Linked DNA regions of Homo sapiens: region 1 is linked to region 2. A link is an interaction called in ENCODE POLR2A ChIA-PET data of the cell type or tissue named here. Cell type or tissue: OCI-LY7. All regions are shown on one strand. Links, peaks and the distances in the headings refer to the core of each region. The heading gives the core; the rest is flanking DNA.

The links. Peaks named below come from ENCODE experiments on the same cell type or tissue, not always from the same donor. Only the 100,000 strongest peaks of a DNase experiment are listed, where the experiment ranks them.
Region 1: POLR2A ChIA-PET joins it to region 2 with 7 read pairs; 7 of 35 experiments call an interaction of 5 or more read pairs at or near these places.

Annotation. Positions count from the first base shown.
Region 1 is chr1:9,807,431-9,811,818 of GRCh38, forward strand. The region is part of intron 1 of CLSTN1 (calsyntenin 1); the gene reads right to left. Among named protein-coding and RNA genes, the nearest start is that of CLSTN1, 14 kb to the right of the region's middle. In OCI-LY7, for the core only: no CTCF peak of the experiment used is centred there; DNase peaks (open chromatin) are centred at 1,791 and 2,021.
Region 2 is chr1:9,859,156-9,863,543 of GRCh38, forward strand. All of the region lies in intron 5 of CTNNBIP1 (catenin beta interacting protein 1), which reads right to left. Among named protein-coding and RNA genes, the nearest start is that of CTNNBIP1-AS1, 13 kb to the left of the region's middle. RefSeq lists an enhancer at 488-1,382. In OCI-LY7, for the core only: CTCF peaks have their summits at 2,409 and 2,608; a DNase peak (open chromatin) is centred at 2,426.

The DNA.
Region 1 (4,388 bases), core at 138-4,137, 52 kb before region 2:
TTACATCAAATACATTTTTTACACTGACTTTAGTAAAATGCCTCTATACAAGGGAGTAAATTTACTTCATATAGATTTAGGAACTTGGTAAATTCAAGTAACAATTTTAAATAGCAATATTTCAGTTAAATTCTTTGATGAAAAACACTAAGCGCGTCTGGCCCTAAGTCATTCCTCCACACAGCGTACAGCAGTCAGCATCCCCTGAAAGGCGTGGCCACCGTGAAGAGGCAGGGCCTGCAGAGGCGGCTGCTTGCAGAGGGCCCACCGCCCCCGGTTGTGGCTCTCCTGCCTCTCCTCCACCTCAAAACCTTTCTGCCCTTGGAGGCCGTGCCTCTGCCTGGGCATGGGGGCCCCTCCTCCCTGGGCTTCCTGACGTGCTTCTGCAGATCCCAGTGGCAGGCTACTCTCTCCCTCCTTTTCTTCTCACTGGCTCGGTCACCTAGGACCCCAGGAACTAGGCTTCTGCCTCCTTCACAACCCTTCTCTGGTACCTCGGCCTCCTAGCCCCTTCATCCCAGGTGGGGGTCAAGGGGCCACTGATTGTGGCTGCTGCCCCCACAGAATCCTGCGGCGCTGCCACTCCAATGCCTCCCACCACTCCACCTTAACCAGCGCCTCACCGCTGGTTTACAGAATGACAGCAGTCCCTCTGTATCCACCAGGGTAGTGGTTCCAGGACGCCAGTCTACACCTGAATCCACACATACTCAAGTTGTTGGTCCTGCAGGACCCAAGTATTCAAAGAGTCAGTGCTTCCCATATGCGGGTGTCACAGCCCACAAATACTGTATTTTCCATTCACGTTTGGTTGAAAAAATCCACTTATAAGTGGACACATGCAGTTCAAAGCCATGTTGTTCAAGGCTCAACAGCACTGTACTGCAACGTGGGTGAGCGTGAACGCATGTGCATGCATGCGCTGGAATTTACTGCCAATCTACCCAATTTCCACTTGTTATAGGTTAAATATGTTTCTGACAGTCACTTTTGGAGCTTTATAAGCATTGTTTATAACAAATTTCCACGGGGAAGATACAATTTGGGTTCCAACTTGAACTCCAAACCGATCAATATGAGTTACCTTTCCAAATCAGAAATGGCTTAGGTACCAGGAAACAATGTATCAAGACAAAGCTAGGTTGAGGCAGTTTGCCAGTAATTACTAGACGATCCCATGAGCGGAGGTAGTCAGGAATTTCAGCAAGGGGCCAGTTCGGTTTACCCAGGCCTGGGGACAGACTGAGTGGAGAAATAACACGTGCCCGAGCTCTCAGGAAAAAGGCCTCAATCTGACCAGAACTAGCACGGACTCACATTGGTTGGCCACTGCTGTGGGCTGCTCAGATGCCAGGGTTCCATCACTGCTCTCTGCACCAGCTTGCCCCAGCTTACCTGTCTGTACTTGGGTTTCCAAACGATAAGAGTACAGCCGGGACTGCTCTAGCCTGAGCCAAGGCTGCTGTCCCAAATCCTCATCTGGTCTCCTGCATTCTAGATATAACAGAAACTTCAGGAAACCCTTTTCCCCTTCTCCTTCAGGCCTAAGCAACAACCAGATTTGGCCCAAGGGGCCCATGTTTGTTCTCCCTTTGTCCCTGGCTTCACTGTCCACCAGAGTGAAAACCTCATACGCAGAAAACACCCACAACCCAAGCTGAGGGGAAACAATGGCCCTCCAGGCTCTGCCCTTATTCTCTGCCAAGACTTACACCTCTGGCCTTATGCTGTCACTGTCCGCTGGCCACAGATGCCTCCCAGAGCCCTCCCTGAGAAGACACAGGATGTGAGTGACAGCCCATCAGACACACACCCCCCAGCCTCCAGGAGTCACTCTGAAGCGCCCGCCCAAATGCGGATCTGCCTTACTCGCCTGATGGTCTGTCCTCTTCCTGGGTCAGCACCCAATCCTGAATAATTCACTCCTTCAATCTCTGCAGTCAGGCTCCTGTGCACACCACTCTGCACCGTGCATTCCTGAAGATAACATGAACGGCCTCTTAATCACCACCCCACCTGCCTCTCCTCGGTACTCATGCTTGCATTCACTTCTCTAAAATCTAAACTGGGCCAGGCAGGGTGGCTCATGCCTGTAATCCCAGTGCTTTGGGAGGTCAAGGAGGCTGGATCACTTGAGGTCAGGAGTTTGAGACCAGCCTGGTCAACATGGTGAAACCCCGTCTCTACTAAAAATATAAGCAGTGGCTCACGTCTGTAATCTTAGCATTTTCGGAGGCCTGGGCAGGTGGATCATGAGGTCAAGAGTTCGAGACCAACCTGGCCAACATGGTAAAACCCCATCTCTACTAAAAATACAAAAATCAGCCGGGCGCGGTGGTGGGTGCCTATAATCCCAGCTACTCGGGAGGGTGAGACAGAAGAACTGCTGGAACCTGGGGGACAGAGGTTGCAGTGAACCGAGATCACACCACCGCACTCTAGCCTGAGGGAAAGAGCAAAACTCTGTCTCAAAAAAACTATAAAAATGATACCAGCTACTTGGGAGGCTGAGGCAGGAGAATAGCTTGAACCTGGGAGGCAGAGGCTGCAGTGAGCCAAGATCATGCCACTGCACTCCAGCCTGGGCAACAGAGGGAGACTCTGAGAAAGAGAGAGAGAGAAAGAGAGAGAAAGAGAGGGAGAGAGAGAGAGAGAAAGGAAGGAGGGAGGGAGGGAGAGAGGGAAGGAAGGAAGGGAGAAGGCAGGGAGGAAAGGAGGGGAAGGAGGGGAGGAAGGGAGGGAAGGCAGGCAAGCAGGCAGGCAGGCAGGGTATGGTGGCTCACGCCTCTAATCCCAGAACTTTGAGAGGCCGAGGCAGGTGGATCATCTAAGGTCAGGAGTACGAGACCAGGCTGGCCAACATGGTGAAACCCCATCTCTACTAAAAATACAAAAATTAGTCAGGTGTGGGAGTGTACACCTGTAATCCCAGCTACTCGGGAGGCTGAGGCAGGAGAATTGCTTGAAGCCGGGAGGCAGAGGTTGCAGAGAGCCAAGATCATGCCACTGCACTCCAGGCTGGGCAACAGAATGAGACTCTGTCTCAAAAATAAATAAATAAAGACTGGGGACACTAGCTCACGCCTGTAATCCCAGCACTTTGGGAGGCCACAGCAGATAGATCACCTGTAGTCAGGAGTTCGAGACCAGGCTGGCCAACATGGTGAAACCCCATCTCTACTAAAAATACAAAAATTAGCCAGGTGTGGTGGTGTACACCTATAATCCCAGCTACTCAGGAGGCTGAGGCAGGAGAATCTCTTGAACCTGGGAGGCGGAGGTTGCAGTGAGCCGAGATTGCGCCACTACACTCCAGCCTGGGCGACACAGTGAGACCCCAACTCAAAAAATAAATAAATAAAATTAAAAATAAATAAATAAATAAAAATAAAATCTAAACTGTTGACCACATCTACCTAGAATGCCTCATTCCACATACCTCCGGATCCTCTCTCCTCTCTGTTCTCTGATCAATTCTCTTGCTCCTGGGACCCTCACAACAATGTATGATATACTTTATATGCAACAAGAAAAATGCAATCAACACAATCTGTTCAGACCCACTGCCATATGCATTACTTTAAGTAGCAGTTAAAAAGCCCAAACCTTCTAAGAACACTCAGAAAAAGTCTAGAAAAAGACAAAGTTAATAAACTTTACCAAATGAATCTGCAAATATATATTAACCACTGGTATTAATGGCCTAAAACATTATTTCATTCAAACAAACAGTAATGTCGTAGTTGTTATTAAAGTCAGCAGAAGGGAGGGGAAAGGCTATGTTATGAAGCTATCCCAGTGGTACTTACTCCAATTTAGAAGAAGTTTTAACATGTCAGATTTCATATAAAAAAGCATTTAAGCCAGTATTTATTTTCTATTCAAGGCTCTGAATGTTTAGAAGACATGTATTCGCTGCTTCCTAGGTAAACAAGAGGCGGCTCTCGTACACTTGGGCATGGACTTTTTAAACCCTTGCCAAATGAAAATGTTTTCTACAGGAATCATGAGCTGGTATCAATGGATATTTACAGACAGCTCAGAAGCAAGCTCTGACCTTGCCAACTTAGGGCTTTATAATCAGTCAGGATTATCAAGGTCCCCTTCCAACTAGTCACAAGGCACTAGTAACTGAGGGGCTCAAAAACTCAAAACGACTGTACCCCACCTGTTACTCCCCACCCCCACTGTTCCTTTAATAATTTTAGCCCAGAGTGAGAGGGCCTAAGGAGAAAATGAAATTCAAGTCAGTGTGTTTTACTATTTACTTAGTACTCTGACAAATGCTTGAAATGCATGGCAAAAAAAAAAAAAAAAAGAGTAGGGATTATCCAAGAATTTTAATGATTTGTTATCCTTTTTACTAATTCTGTAAGTAATAAGAAACT
Region 2 (4,388 bases), core at 80-4,079:
TATCTCTGCCTACTGCCCTACCAGACACCTCACTAGTCCCCTGGCTCACCTGCCCTGGAAACCAGGGCCAGGACACTGGCAAAGGCGCAGCTTTCTAAACCAGGACAGGGTATCCAGCAGGCCCTCCCATCCTATGCCCAATGCCAGCTTTGCCCCTTTAGTGGAGTCCAGTCAATTGACTGGGGAGAAAAAATGACAAATATGCAGGAGCTTAGAAAAGGGAAGCTGGCCCCTAGCCGGGGGCGGGAGAGAGACAATGGGAGCTCAGGATGAACTCCCACCAGCATGCTGGAACCAGCTCTGCTCCCGCCAACACTCACCCTAGGCCTGGCCTGGCTTACTCAGGCTTTTGGAGAAAGCCTCCTGGGGGCCTCTGACAACTCCCAAAGTCTGCTGAGAATCCCTCTTGCTATTTGAGACTCTTAAGCTGAAGTCTTTCAAAGGTCCTTTCCTGAATATACTGGGCAGCTCGATGCATTTCCTGAACTGCCAGGGCAGGCTGCTATTGGCCCTGCAGGATTATAGCTGGGTCAGCAATAGTGGATGAAAGAGAGGAGCATGGAGATTCTAAAGCCCCAAGGCCAATCCACAGAGCAAGGGCATTTCACAGACCTGGCTGGGGAAATCCTGGCGGAGCCTAGTGCTGCACTAGCTCCTAATTTGCAAACTTGGAAACAGGCTGGTCCCAGGCCACATGGGTGAAATGTAGCAGACAAAGGCCTGTGACCCTGATCTGTAGACCCTGTTCCCACCTCCAGGGTGCCTCCCTGGACTATCCAACATGGTGGGGTCTGCTTTCACAGCAAAGAGGAGGGCTTGGTCCTGGCTTCATTTCACCAAAGCATCTGGGTGTGGGAGGGACAAGCTGACCTCTTACCCCAGGGAACTTCTCCAGATCCAGGATCCTGCAAAGTCCAACTCAGCACAGGTGCTCAGAGGTGGCCAGGGAGAAAGAAAACAGACCTGAGCACAAGTCCTTCCTCCAAAATTGATGAGGGTACAAAAAAGCCTGGCTAAACTCCCAAAGGCCGCAGGCCCTGCAGGCTCCACAGACCAGGCAGGGCACAGCCCTGTACAATGTCACTGGAGAAAAAGGGGAACTTCAGTCACAGATGGACACTCCCGCATCACCCAATTCAGAACCAGGATTCTAGGCCGGGTGTGGTGGCTCATGCCTGTAATCCCAGCAATTTAAGATGCTGAGGCGGGTGGATCACCTGAGGTCAGGAGTTCAAGACCAGCCTGGCCAACATGGTGAAACCCCGTCTCTACTAAAAAAAAAAAAAAAAAAAAAAAAAACAAAACTTAGCTGGGCGTAGTGGCATATGCCTGTAGTCCCAGCTACTTGGGAAGCTGAGGCAGGAGAGTCGCTTGAACCTGGGAGGCGGAGGTTGCAGTGAGCCGAGATCACACCACTGCATTCTGCATTCTGGCATGGGCAACAGAGCAAGACTTCATCTCTCAAAAAAAAAAAAAAAAAGAAAAAAGAATCAGGATTCTTCCAGGCCCAGCTCCCCACAACCATGTGCCCTGGGGACAGGGAGCTTCTGCCACATCATCCTGCAAGACCACTGAAATCCTCACCACCCCTCTTCCTTGCTGGCCAGAACTTCCCAGGACGGTGTCAGACATTCTGGGGTCAGGTACCTGGAGGCCTCCTGAACTCCTCAGGAGCCTTACTCCTCCTAAAGAGGGTAAAAAAGTGGGGCGTGAAAATTCAGAAATGTGACCTGAAATCTTCAGGGTCTGCAAATTCTCATGGCTGATGCGGGGAGCTCCCTTTGTGAGTCACCATCAGCAGAGGGAGCTAACTTTGGCTAAGTGCTTCACAACTGTCCAGGGAATGCCACCTGGCAAGCCCAGGGCCCATCCTTGACACACATGGCAGACCAGGCTGGAGAGGGAATGCGACCACATGCTCCCAAGTGTCCAGGACAACGCCCACTCTGTGTCTCATCCTCTTCTCTGACCATATGGTTTTTGGTTGTGGTACCTTTTCCTCCTCCCACGAGCTCATTAATCTTGCTATTAATACCAACTAGCATCTGCTACCTGGCTATCCAAAACTGCAGTGGCTGAACTACCAGCTCTAGGGAAAGGCTACCTGGAAAAGCAGGACCCAGACGCTCCTCCAAAGGGAAGCATTTCTGAAGGGGACAAAACTCAGGTACCACCCTGGACTGGGCCTCCTCCCACACAAACCAAGACCTGCTGGTGGCATGTGCTATTTTCAGCAGCTCGGGACTATGAGCTGGGTGTTCTATACATCTCAGCTCTGATGCTCCAGAGTCCCCAGGGGATGGCTTTTACCCAGAGACAGCATACACTTGGGTTGCTATGGGGATGGCGGCCGGCGACCAGTGATCCACCAGGGTCTTAGCAGCCAAAGCAGCACCAGGCTCAGGGGCGCCTCCTGGGCTCCAGGCTGACAACCACCACAGGCACAAGAGGCTGCTGGGCGGTGGCACTGCAGCAGCCAGTGCTGTGTGGACGTGCATCGAGCTGCCAAGCTGCTGAGCCAGCTCCCAGTAGAGACATCAGGCCTCCTGGAACAGCCAAAAAGAGCTCAGGAGGCAGCTAAAGGCCCTCCTAGGCTTGGGGTCCCTTGTGGTACCCCAGTACCAAGACCCTGGAGCTGATACCCAGCCTGGGTCTGACTCTGACTAGCTGTGTATCCCAGGGGGAAGTCCCTGCACATCTAGCCTCAGTTTACTCATCTGTACAACGTGATGAATCTATCCCCAATCTAACTAGCCACAGGATAACATCCACAGCATAAAGCATCATAAACGACATCCCACAGGGTCGCACCTTGGGGCTCCGTTATCCCTGCTCTGTTCTAATCCCAGATGTGCTCCCCCAAATCCATCTTGCCCTGTTCCCACCCTCCCATCCCTGCTGAGCGTGACACACACATGACCTTTGTGATATGTCTTCCCAGGTAAGGTGTTCATTCCCTGTATTCAAATTCCTTGGTTCCCCAAAATATAAGCTCTCATAGACCAGGGAGCTTTGATTGCCAAGAAGGGACAGAGAAGACCAGGTCTTCACCTAAAACCCTGACATATTCTCTCTCTTTTTTTCTTTTTCTTTTATATACACACCTTCAATAGAGATGGGGTCTCACTATGTTGCCCAGGCTGCTCTCAAACTCCTGGACTCAAGTGATCTCCTGCCTCAGCCTCCCAAAGTGTTGGGATTACAGGCATGCACCACCGTGCCTGCCCCATCCTGGCATATTCTCAAATTTTAGTGGGCATCAGAATTGAATCACCTTGGGAGCTTGCTTAAAATGCAAATTCCCAGGCTCATCTGGCAGGCATTCTGGGGCTATGGCAGGGCCCAGGAGTCTGCATTTTAACAAGCACCCTCAGTGATTGAGGTGTGCAAATGTGTAGAGCATGCTCAGAGAGCTCAGTGCTACAGACTGTCCCCTGACCTCCACCCGACCCCAAGCTGTCATGCCTTCTTGCCCAGCATTCTGGAGGAGAATCCTGTAGCATCCTTCCCACCGGTTTCTCTACACGCACATCCGCATGCATTCTCCAAGGCCCCGTGCAAACAGCACCTCTTCTCTGTGGCTTCCTAGGTGGTCTCCCCTCCCTCAGCCCAAAGCTCTTTACGCATTAGTTCACACGCCAGTCTGCTCTGCTGGTCCAGGAGCTCACGGGCAGTGCTGAGGGGTGGCACCGTGCCTAGCACACAGCAACTGTGGGCTGATGTGAGTGGAACCGTCCAGCCATTGGATGGAGCAGCCCTCAATGCCCCTCTCTGACAGGGCCTGCCTCTTACCAGGGCTTGAGGGGGGAAGTGTAGAGTCCCACAAGGACTTCTCTGAGGCCATTCGGGCATCTGTTCTCAGTTCTAAACAACAGAACCCATGACGCGGGGTGATGGGGTCAAAGCGACCCTCCCTGGAGCCGCAGCCAGGTGCTGAGTAAGCAGCTGGGGTCAAAGCGACCCTCCCTGGAGCCGCAGCCAGGTGCTGAGTAAGCAGCTGGCCCTGCACTTCAGCACATTCCTCGCTTTTCTTGGGATTGTTTTTCCCCCTTTTTCAGTGACACAACTTATACACCAAATCCTCCTGGCTGATTTCTGTTCAATTCAATATATAGGTGATTTTTGGTTTAATTTTGTTATTAGGTTACAGGTAATTCTCATATAAGTGTTGATTAAAGTTAACAAAGATTAGCTTCCCATCTCATAGACTAGAATTCTCCCTGGGCCTGACTATAATTTCAGTGCAGAGTCTGTTACCGCCTGGAGCCTCTGAGAGAAGCCTCCAAGCCACATGCGGGGAGAGAGGGGACCCAGAAACCCCAGCAGATCATCCGTGTGGCACCGGGCCAGTGCAAAGGAGGGGCCCAGCCGGCTGCCCCCAAGGAGGA